3 separate regions of the Homo sapiens genome follow, and all the other regions are linked to region 2. A link is a contact called in ENCODE Hi-C or POLR2A ChIA-PET data. All regions are on one chromosome and are shown on one strand. The core of a region is the stretch at or near the end of the contact, and the rest is flanking DNA. Distances in the headings are between cores, read along the strand shown. Region 1 holds the start of CNGA1 (cyclic nucleotide gated channel subunit alpha 1). Region 2 holds the start of ZAR1 (zygote arrest 1). Region 3 overlaps NIPAL1 (NIPA like domain containing 1).

What was found. A loop is a pair of places that touch in the nucleus more often than their neighbours do. ChIA-PET counts read pairs that join two places held with the same protein, here RNA polymerase II (POLR2A). Pooled maps may share reads with other maps.
Region 1: a loop to region 2 is called in a map with no recorded cell type, with 3 times the contacts of the local background. The contact joins the promoter of CNGA1 here to the promoter of ZAR1 in region 2. A Hi-C loop is called at or near these places in 1 of 37 single-sample maps with no recorded cell type and 2 of 50 pooled maps. POLR2A ChIA-PET finds 5 or more read pairs at or near these places in 1 of 52 experiments (H1).
Region 3: a loop to region 2 is called in a pooled map, with 2.2 times the contacts of the local background. The contact joins the enhancer-like site here to the promoter of ZAR1 in region 2. A Hi-C loop is called at or near these places in 6 of 37 single-sample maps with no recorded cell type and 9 of 50 pooled maps. POLR2A ChIA-PET finds 5 or more read pairs at or near these places in 2 of 52 experiments (H1 and activated CD4-positive, alpha-beta T cell).

What each region holds. Positions count from the first base shown.
Region 1 is chr4:48,014,866-48,018,136 of GRCh38, forward strand. CNGA1 (cyclic nucleotide gated channel subunit alpha 1) reads right to left here and starts at 1,816. Exons shown (of 11, transcript NM_001379270.1): 1 at 1,618-1,816. It overlaps NIPAL1 (NIPA like domain containing 1), which reads left to right and starts at 1,907. Exons shown (of 6, transcript NM_207330.3): 1 at 1,907-2,020. The coding sequence starts at 1,975. RefSeq lists an enhancer at 1,497-1,998 and silencers at 1,763-2,092, 2,383-2,542.
Region 2 is chr4:48,488,290-48,491,594 of GRCh38, forward strand. ZAR1 (zygote arrest 1) reads left to right here and starts at 1,963. Exons shown (of 4, transcript NM_175619.3): 1 at 1,963-2,965. The coding sequence starts at 2,003. It overlaps SLC10A4 (solute carrier family 10 member 4), which reads left to right. Exons shown (of 3, transcript NM_152679.4): 3 at 138-1,237. The coding sequence ends at 650. RefSeq lists an enhancer at 1,097-1,634 and silencers at 1,860-2,109, 2,160-2,239.
Region 3 is chr4:48,035,291-48,038,201 of GRCh38, forward strand. It overlaps NIPAL1 (NIPA like domain containing 1), which reads left to right. Exons shown (of 6, transcript NM_207330.3): 6 at 272-2,911. The coding sequence ends at 882. Among named protein-coding and RNA genes, the nearest start is that of NIPAL1, 20 kb to the left of the region's middle. RefSeq lists enhancers at 1,383-1,642, 1,663-1,722. Within about 2 kb of position 1,606, at least 5 of the 41 ENCODE cell types and tissues checked have a DNase peak (open chromatin) inside an H3K27ac peak, as active enhancers do.

The DNA.
Region 1 (3,271 bases), core at 566-3,065, 470 kb before region 2:
CGTTTAAATAGAAGTCTAAGTTTTGGGCCGGGCTAGGTGGCTCACGCCTGTAATCCCAGCCCTTTGGGAGGCCGAGGTAGGCGGATCACGAGGTCAGGAGATTGAGAGCATGCTGGTTAACACGGTGAAACCCCATCTCTACTAAAAAAAAAAATACAAAAAATTAGCCGGGCGTGGTGGGGGGCGCCTGTAGTCCCAGCTACTCGGGAGGCTGAGGCAGGAGAATGGCGTGAACCCAGGAGGCGGAGCTTGCAGTGAGCCGAGATCGCGCCACTGCACTCCAGCCTGGGCGACAGAGCGAGACTCCGTCTCAAAAAAAACCAAACCAAGCCAAACAAACAAACAAGCAAACAAAAAGAAGTCTAAGTTTTAAGGCTTGTTATGGAAAATTGGCATAAATCTCCCTCGCTTTCAACTTTCACCTATTCCACTCTCCGTGGTGTTCCTTCTCTGCAAAGTCATCCATATGTATTATAAAAGTGGGTGCCTTGGACTGGTATGTTGACTAATTTGTTCTTAGCTCTTCTCTCATCCGCCTAAGAACAAGAAAAACAAGATTGAGGCCTCTGCTATGAAACTCTTAGGTAATAAAATTAATAGCACTGTTCATGCCTACTTAGAACAAAGGCTACCTGAGTACATGAGAATATTTTCCTCAGTGTTAAAATGCCAGAGCACAAAGGCACCCCAGTTCTCCCTGGTGAGGGTTTGAGCCCGAATTGTTCACTACCCCACCCCTCACCTTTTTTTTTCTTGAGACAGGGTCTCACTCTGTTGCCTGGACTAGAGTGCAGTGGTTCGATCATGTCTCACTGTAGCCTCCACCTCCTGGGCTCAAGTCATCCGTCCTCCCACCTCAGCCTCCTGAGTAGCTGAGACTACAGGAGTACACCACCACATCTGGCTAATTTTTGTAGAGACAGGGTTTCACCATGATGCCCAGGCTAGTCTCGAACTTGTGGACTCAAGAGAGCCACTCGCCTCAACCTCCCAAAGTGCTGTGATTACAGGGGTGAGCCACCCGCCAGCCCTGCCCACTCCTTGTTTTGTAAATACCTGCTATCAGGTCTTCCAACCTTGGTTTGGTTACTTAACCTCACTCTTTGCCTCTAATCCCTCATCTGTAAACTGAGCGTTAATAGACTGCTGTGAGATTTAATTAATACATAATGTGCCTGCATATGTATGGTATAACAAGGATATCATAAACATTAGTTATTAATAATTCGTGGAAATAAGTCTTTCCAGTTTTGGCATTGCTTTTCCCTTAAAGGTTTATTTCAAATACCCCTATGACCCAGAAAATGGGGCAGGGTAGGGGGAGTTGCCTGCTGGAGACAGAACGGAGAGTGGATGGATATAGCGGGCGTGGACGGACAGCGACAGAAGCTGATAACAGCACAGAAGGGCAAAGTCTGCTCAGCAGCCCCCAAAATAAACTTGAGCCTGGCAATCGGCGCAGAACCCCAGCAGTCAGCAGCTTCGGTGCAAAGCAACTAACACCTGAAGGCTTCCAAAAGCAGCAGGGCTCTCTCTAGCGGGGGAGCCTTTTCGACCAGAGAGGAGCCAGAAGGGGGCCTCAGTGCAGCCTCCACTCCACTCAATTCCCGGAGTTACCTTGGCGGGCTCCACGCTCCGAGAGACGCTGTTGCTCTATGAGGCGTGTCTGTGTTTCTCTAGTTCGCGGCTCCAGCAGTCGCGCCAAGGGGCAGCTGCTACTCCTGCCAGATACACCAGTTATCACAGGCCGCTCCCAGGCCTGCGGGGGCCCTGAGAATTCGCAACAAGCCCCGGGCAGCAGGGCTCGGCTGGCGCTGAGGCCCCGCCTGGCCATGCCCATTGGCGGAGGCTGCCCCGGGGGCGGGGTCAGGGCGCCCCATTCCCAGACCCCGCAGCCCCGCCCGCCGCGGGTGCGTGTGGAGAGGCCCAGGTGAGGAGCAAGCGCCCGCGTTCCGGAAGCCCGCTCCCGGGGCCATGGGGGCACAGGTGAGGCTGCCGCCCGGAGAGCCCTGCCGAGAAGGTTTGTGTCTGCCCTGAGCCGAGGGACCTGGCAGCTGGGTGGCGAAGAGACCGGGTGGGCGGTCCCCGGACACTTGCGGAGACTGGAAAGGGGGGCTGTACCGACTCTAAACGTAGTCGTTCACTCATTCATTCATTCAGTCAGTCGGCCGTCCAGCCAGGCGTTCAACACTTATTTATGGGTGCCTAGGCGATTCGGGCTGTGCTGGAAAACCTGAGTGGAATAAGGCAGGTGGGACTCCCACTCGATTCGCGAGGCCGACCAGTGTAAATTACCGCGTGCTGCGTGTGGGACGGGGAAACTCAGGATGCTATGGGAAGAATCCCGAGTCCCTCTGAGAAGGACGTTTCCTCTGACTCAGGCTCCCTTCCAGAGTCTGCGGCCGACGTCACCCGGTGGGCAGAGGGCGTGTCTGCCTGGGGGGCCCGTGGGAGTTCTGCGCTGCGCCCTGCGCTGGCTCCCGGGGATCGAGCACCGCGAGAGGTTGGGCGCCCGGGGCCGCGGGGGTGGGCGTTGGGCAAGTCTGGGCCGCCCACGTCTCTCCTCTTCCTTGGAAATGAAAAGGTCTCCAAACCCATGAGCCTGTCTGACTCGCTGTGCAGTCACTCTGGCTGCTTAAGGCGAGAGCCGTACTGGAGAGGAAACCTGGAACCGGGAGCACTCGTTTGCAGGCTCTTCTTACTGCTTCTCACCTGAGCCCCGTGAAATCTCTGGGCGAGGCTCCTTGCCCTTCGCCAAGTGTTCGCAACACTGGCGGGTTTTCTGCAGTCTCCATACAGAAGGCCCCGATAAAAGTAGGGAAGGGGGTAGGGGGAGCGACTGGAAGGATGTAGATACATTGAAATGATGGTTTTCGCCGTACCAAGGGGAAAGCAGCTTTTTAATTTACCTGATAATGCAGTAAAGGGGAAGGGAGGCAGTGAAAGGCATGGTAAGAACTACTATATATATACACATATATATATAGTTCCCTTACACATATATATATATATATATGTATATACATATACACCTTTGCAAAGGTGCTCGCAACTTCCCTAGTTTCCTCTCCTCTTGACTCTTCCAGCTTATTCCTTTTTAACAAGTGAGCTCGTCCAAACCATGCTAGCAAGGAAGAGAAGGGACACCAAAAAAAGGAGAAAAATGCCTGAACAATTCACAAGCTATTAAAAAAAATTTTTTAAGGCCGCTGGATCTAGAATTATTTTCTAGTCTTTTTTTCTGAAAAAGAGCAATAACGCCTGAACAACT
Region 2 (3,305 bases), core at 713-3,212:
CCATCTTCAGAAATATTCTGTCAAAGGTCTCCATTTTGTGTTGGAGAGCATACTAGATGGGTGTTTTCTTCCGTGAGCTTAGGATTCTCTCGCCTGAGTTCATCTTCAACCATCTCATTGTAATTTTCTATTACTAGGTTTCCCTGTGGTCTCTGCTAGTGACTCTGGTGGTCCTTTTCATAATGACCGGCACTATGTTAGGACCTGAACTGCTGGCAAGTATCCCTGCAGCTGTTTATGTGATAGCAATTTTTATGCCTTTGGCAGGCTACGCTTCAGGTTATGGTTTAGCTACTCTCTTCCATCTTCCACCCAACTGCAAGAGGACTGTATGTCTGGAAACAGGTAGTCAGAATGTGCAGCTCTGTACAGCCATTCTAAAACTGGCCTTTCCACCGCAATTCATAGGAAGCATGTACATGTTTCCTTTGCTGTATGCACTTTTCCAGTCTGCAGAAGCGGGGATTTTTGTTTTAATCTATAAAATGTATGGAAGTGAAATGTTGCACAAGCGAGATCCTCTAGATGAAGATGAAGATACAGATATTTCTTATAAAAAACTAAAAGAAGAGGAAATGGCAGACACTTCCTATGGCACAGTGAAAGCAGAAAATATAATAATGATGGAAACCGCTCAGACTTCTCTCTAAATGTGGAGATACACAGGAGCTTCTATCTTGCTGAAATATTGCTTCATATTTATAGCCTGTGGTAGTGCACATGGTTAACATAAAAGATAACACTGGTTCACATCATACATGTAACAATTCTGATCTTTTTAAGGTTCACTGGTGTATTAACCAAACGTTGTCACAAATTACAAATCAATGCTGTAATATAATTTGCACCTGGAATGGCTAACGTGAAGCCTGAATTAAATGTGGTTTTTAGTTTTTACCATCACCAATTTCTATGACTGTTGCAAATACAGAATCTATTAGAAAACAGGGTCTTGGAAATGTAGAATTTTGGCGCACTATGAGGAAAAACAAGCTATCTTTGTAAAGCATAATTGAGTTTAATGTAATTGTTGTAAAAAAAAAAGTGTGCTTGCTCTACTTAAAATTCCTCACAATGTTGAATTTTGACCTGTATTCAGAAGAATTCCAAAACAGGTCAGTTAAATAAGGAAATATAGTATTTGTCAAACCAGTATCAGAGAAAAGTTACATTAATGTATTTGATTACTTGATCTGGTATCTACTTATTAATGAATAATCAACATTTTTCTAGTGGACAAGCCATGTTCTTTTCGACTGGTCTTCTGCATTTATGTAAACACACCCCAAATCAATTTATCTTTTGTAGGAATGATTTGGTTGGGAAATTTTTCAGAACCGCTCTGGAGCAGAACAAAACGGTACCTCCCGGTCACCACTGGGACTGGGGGAAGGGACACGCTCCAGGGGAGAAAACAATTCGCCTAGATGAAGATCCCTGGGTGGTTCTCCATGCACTCGCCGAGGGGGCTCAGTGGGTAGCCTCTTAGAGCAGCTCTGAGAATAAACTTATCATCTGAGTTAACGGGTAATAGACCCAGAACAGTTCCCAAACCTTGGCACTTTCGCTCACTTAGCCAGAGGCACCCGGCCTGGCCTCGGCTTCCCGGTGAGGGAGCGGGGGTGGGGGGGATGCGCAGGCACCTGGAACAATCAGGGCACCGGGAGAAGCCGGCTCAGCTGATGCCGGTGATGAGTTTCTCTCATTGAAATCCTCCTCACCTCGGGCGCCTTGGTTCCCTTACGGATCAGCCCTTTCATCACAAAGAAAGCCCTCTTTCCAGATCATCTAAGGGTCATTGTGCCAACATCCGGGCGTGGAGAGTTTCTGTAGGGAGAAGGACGAAGAGGGGCCCCCTCGGCGGGGACGCGGGCCGGTGGCAGGAAGGGCGTGGAGGGCGGTGCAGCGTGCGAGCCCCCGCCGAGGGCCATCCCCGCCTCCGCTCGGCCGCCCGGGCAAGTCGCCTATTTAGGGTGCGGCGGCGGGCGGGAGCAGTGCGCCCATGGCGGCCCTGGGGGACGAGGTGCTGGACGGTTACGTGTTCCCGGCGTGCCCCCCCTGCTCGTACCGGTACCCATACCCCGCGGCCACCAAGGGCAAGGGCGCGGCGGGCGGCAGCTGGCAGCAGCGCGGCAGGGGCTGCCTTCCCGCCTCCTCCCCCTGCTCGGCGGGCGCGGCCTCGTTGTCCTTCCCGGGCTGCGGGCGGCTGACGGCCGCCGAGTACTTCGACAGCTACCAGCGGGAGCGGCTCATGGCTCTCCTGGCGCAGGTGGGGCCGGGTCTCGGGCCGCGCGCCCGCAGGGCCGGCAGCTGCGACGTGGCGGTGCAGGTGAGCCCGCGCATCGACGCCGCGGTACAGTGCTCGCTGGGGAGGCGCACGCTGCAGCGCCGGGCCCGCGACCCCGAGTCCCCGGCCGGCCCCGGGGCCGAGGGCACCACGGGTGGCGGCTCTTTCTCCCAGCAGCCATCCCGTCGAGGCCTGGAGCAGGGCAGCCCCCAGAACGGCGCCCCGCGGCCCATGCGCTTCCCGCGCACCGTCGCCGTGTACTCGCCCCTGGCCTTGCGCCGTCTCACCGCCTTCCTGGAGGGGCCCGGGCCCGCGGCGGGCGAGCAGAGGTCCGGGGCGTCGGACGGAGAGAGGGGGCCGCCGCCCGCGCGGCTTCAAGGCCCAGAGGAGGGGGAGGTGTGGACGAAGAAGGCGCCCCGGCGGCCGCAGTCCGACGACGACGGCGAGGCCCAGGCCGCAGTCCGAGCGAGCTGGGAGCAGCCGGCCGACGGTCCCGAGCTGCCGCCGCGAGAGGCCCAGGAGGGCGAGGCGGCTCCGCGGTCGGCGCTAAGGAGCCCGGGGCAACCTCCGTCGGCGGGGAGGGCCCGAGACGGCGGCGACGGACGGGAGGCGGCCGTCGCGGGAGAGGGGCCGTCGCCACGGAGCCCGGAGCTGGGCAAGGAGCGGCTGCGCTTCCAGGTAAAGCCTAGGGCGGTCAGGGCACAGGGGAGCCCGGGGGTGCGGGTGTCTTCCTTGGGCCTGGCCCTGTGACTGCTTCGGGCACTCGGAGGTGCGGCGCTTCCCTAAGCGTGGGCTACTTCCGTATTTCCGAGACAGCCAATGACCGCGATAGGTGTCTTCCTTGACAGCACAGTCTCATGTCCCCGACATCCAGACTTACTCGTGGCGGCTGCTCCACGGGCTGGCCAGGGCGACGCCCTTGGGACGTTCTTATAACCCACATATTTGCACTGTAAACCTCGCGCAGTGGGCGCATAGGCCAGCCCTGACCGCACGGTTGGATTACCTATCAGTAGGC
Region 3 (2,911 bases), core at 356-2,855, 450 kb before region 2:
TCAAATCTTTGCCACTCTCTTCCTCTGAAAATAAAAAGTTAATCTGATAATATTCGCCCTAGCTCATAGTGGTATTGGTGAGATTTAAATGATATGTTTGTGAAAATCCTTTGTAAAATATTGAGAACTATGCAATAGAATGTTGTTTTTAATTTGATCTCACTTCTATTTCTAAAATACCTATGCTCTTAAACTCATGACTAACAAGATTTCAGAAAGGTATAATCCTGTGAGCATTTTCTAAAGTCAAATTCTTTTCTCCTTCTAACAGGGTTTATTTCCTTTGCTGTGATCATAACTGTGATCTCCTTGGTGCTGATTTTGATTGTGGCTCCCAAGAAAGGACAGACCAATATATTGGTTTATATTTCAATCTGTTCCTTGATTGGAGCGTTTTCAGTTTCTTCTGTGAAAGGCCTGGGAATTGCCATTAAGGAGCTGATAGAATGGAAGCCAGTTTACAAACATCCGCTGGTCTTTGTTTTGCTGGCTGTACTTGTGCTTTCAGTAACTACACAGATTAACTATCTCAACAAGGCACTGGACACCTTTAATACCTCTCTTGTGACACCCATTTATTATGTATTCTTCACATCCATGGTAGTGACTTGCTCTGCCATCTTATTCCAAGAGTGGTATGGCATGACAGCTGGAGATATCATTGGGACCCTGAGTGGATTCTTCACTATTATCATTGGCATCTTCCTTCTACATGCTTTTAAAAATACTGACATTACTTGGAGTGAGCTTACATCCACTGCTAAGAAAGAAGCCGTCTCTCTGAATGTCAATGAAAACAATTATGTTTTACTAGAGAACTTGGAGTGTTCAGCCCCAGGATACAATGATGACGTTACCTTGTTTAGTAGAACTGATGACTGAAGTCTCTAGAAACACTGAGTTTTAACCAATATGAGACACACGAAGAGGAAAATGAATGCTTGCTTCTTGGAAGAACTGCTAGGAAAGTTAGCATTTTTGCAGTTCTAACTAATTTAGATGTGAGGCCAAGTAAAAATGCCATTTTTTTGGCCATTGAATTTGAAAATCAAATTGATTATCCTCCAGAATCTCTACAAACTTTGAAATACTCTCTAAGGATCAAAGAAGTCAAAGAGCTATGTGTGTCTCAGAATAATCTCCTTCTTCTGGTCACAGTATCTTTGTCTCTGCCAGGTGGCTCTTCATTTCTTTGGTAGCTATTTTTAGACTTACAGTCATTCACCAATATACAGTTAGCAGTGTTCTGATAGACACAGTATCAGTCATATTCTCCGTTGAGTCATAATTTCAAACTCAACAAGATTTCAGAAAGGTATAATCATGTAATTTCTCATATTAAAACTGAGAAGAGAGGCCAGGCATGGTGGTTCACACCTGTAATCCTAGCAGTTTGGGAGGCCAAGGCGGACAGATCACTTGAGCTCAGGAGTTCGAGACCACCTTGGGCCACAAGGCGAGACCCTGTCTCTACAAAAAATACAAAAATTAGCCAGGCGTGGTGGCACATGCCTGTAGTTCCAGCCACCCGGGAGCCTGAGGTGGGAGGATTGCTTGAGTCTGCGAGGTTGGGGCTGCCGTGAGCCCAGATTGCGCCATTGTGCTCCAGCCTGGGTGACAAAGCAAGGCCCTGTCTCAAAAAAGAAGAAGAGAAAGGGCCAGGGGCTTTTGCTTTAAAAAACTTTTTTTAAAACAGAAGTGAAACCACGGGTGCTTTGTTCTTCCTTCTGCACCTCCTTCTTAAACTAGATAGCTAATTAGTTATTTTAAGAAAAAAGAAATTTAAAAAAAAGCCTGCTTTATTTGTTAGTGGGCTAGAATACACAAGACATACCCACCCATGAAGAGTTTATGAATTGTAACTTATTGACATTATCATAGGAATTTACTACCAGTTAAAGAGGGAGAACGGAGGAAGAGAAAAATACTTCAGATAAAGGAAAAAGTTTTCTTCTCACAAAAACACAGACACGTGATTGTTTTCACAGGTTCCATTAATTAACTCAGGTCTGGAAGACATAGGACAAAATGGAGTTTCTGAAGAAGTCCAGGTGAATTCAGCTTTGGAGTCACTTATGTTCATTTTTTTTCCTTTTCTTTTACTATTATCCTAAAGGTTATTTTTCTTGTTGATATAGAGATTTTTGTAAAAGATTGCTACATTATTTCAGGATTATATCCTACATTTCGATTGCTCTCAAATGTTTTATCCCTAAAGAGTGAGTTTTCCACAGACTGTTTGGAAGCAACTAGAAAAATCTTTGTGAAAAATCTGAACAAATTATCATAATGGCTCTCTTGAAATTTTGCACTTTCACCCTTATTAAGGAAATTATAATTAGTTACTAACCTTTAAAAATAGATATATTCTAATAGGATAGAAAGTTAACTTCCTGGCAAACAAAATACTAAGATCTCAGGGGCTACTGCAGGAAAATACCTTTTTCGCACATTAAAATGTTTATAAAATTTTCCCCTCTCATTTCAAATGCATGGCAGGAATAACATTTTTGGTGGTCTTTAATGTGATGGACAGATTTACTGTCACTTATTGATTTTATGGAAAATAAATTGGCTATCTTATTTTTATAACAATCTTATTTTTCTCAAAACAAAAATCCTAACCAAAAAGTTGTCATTAAAAAAAAAAAAATTCAGGTAGACTGAATGTTTTTCTGCTCTAACCTTAAATGTTATTAGGTTTGGTTTTTGTTTCTAAGCTACTTCAAGACTACCTGAGGTAATAATGGTAAACTTTATTATTCAGAATTCGATTAAACTAACTTCAGCATTTCCACAGTTCTATTAAACAATGACTGATGTTCACAATGACAACCTACCTGAGATGGCTGCAAGGCCCTAATGTTCCATTATACATTATAGTCTTTTCAGCATAGTTTAGTGTTGAGTG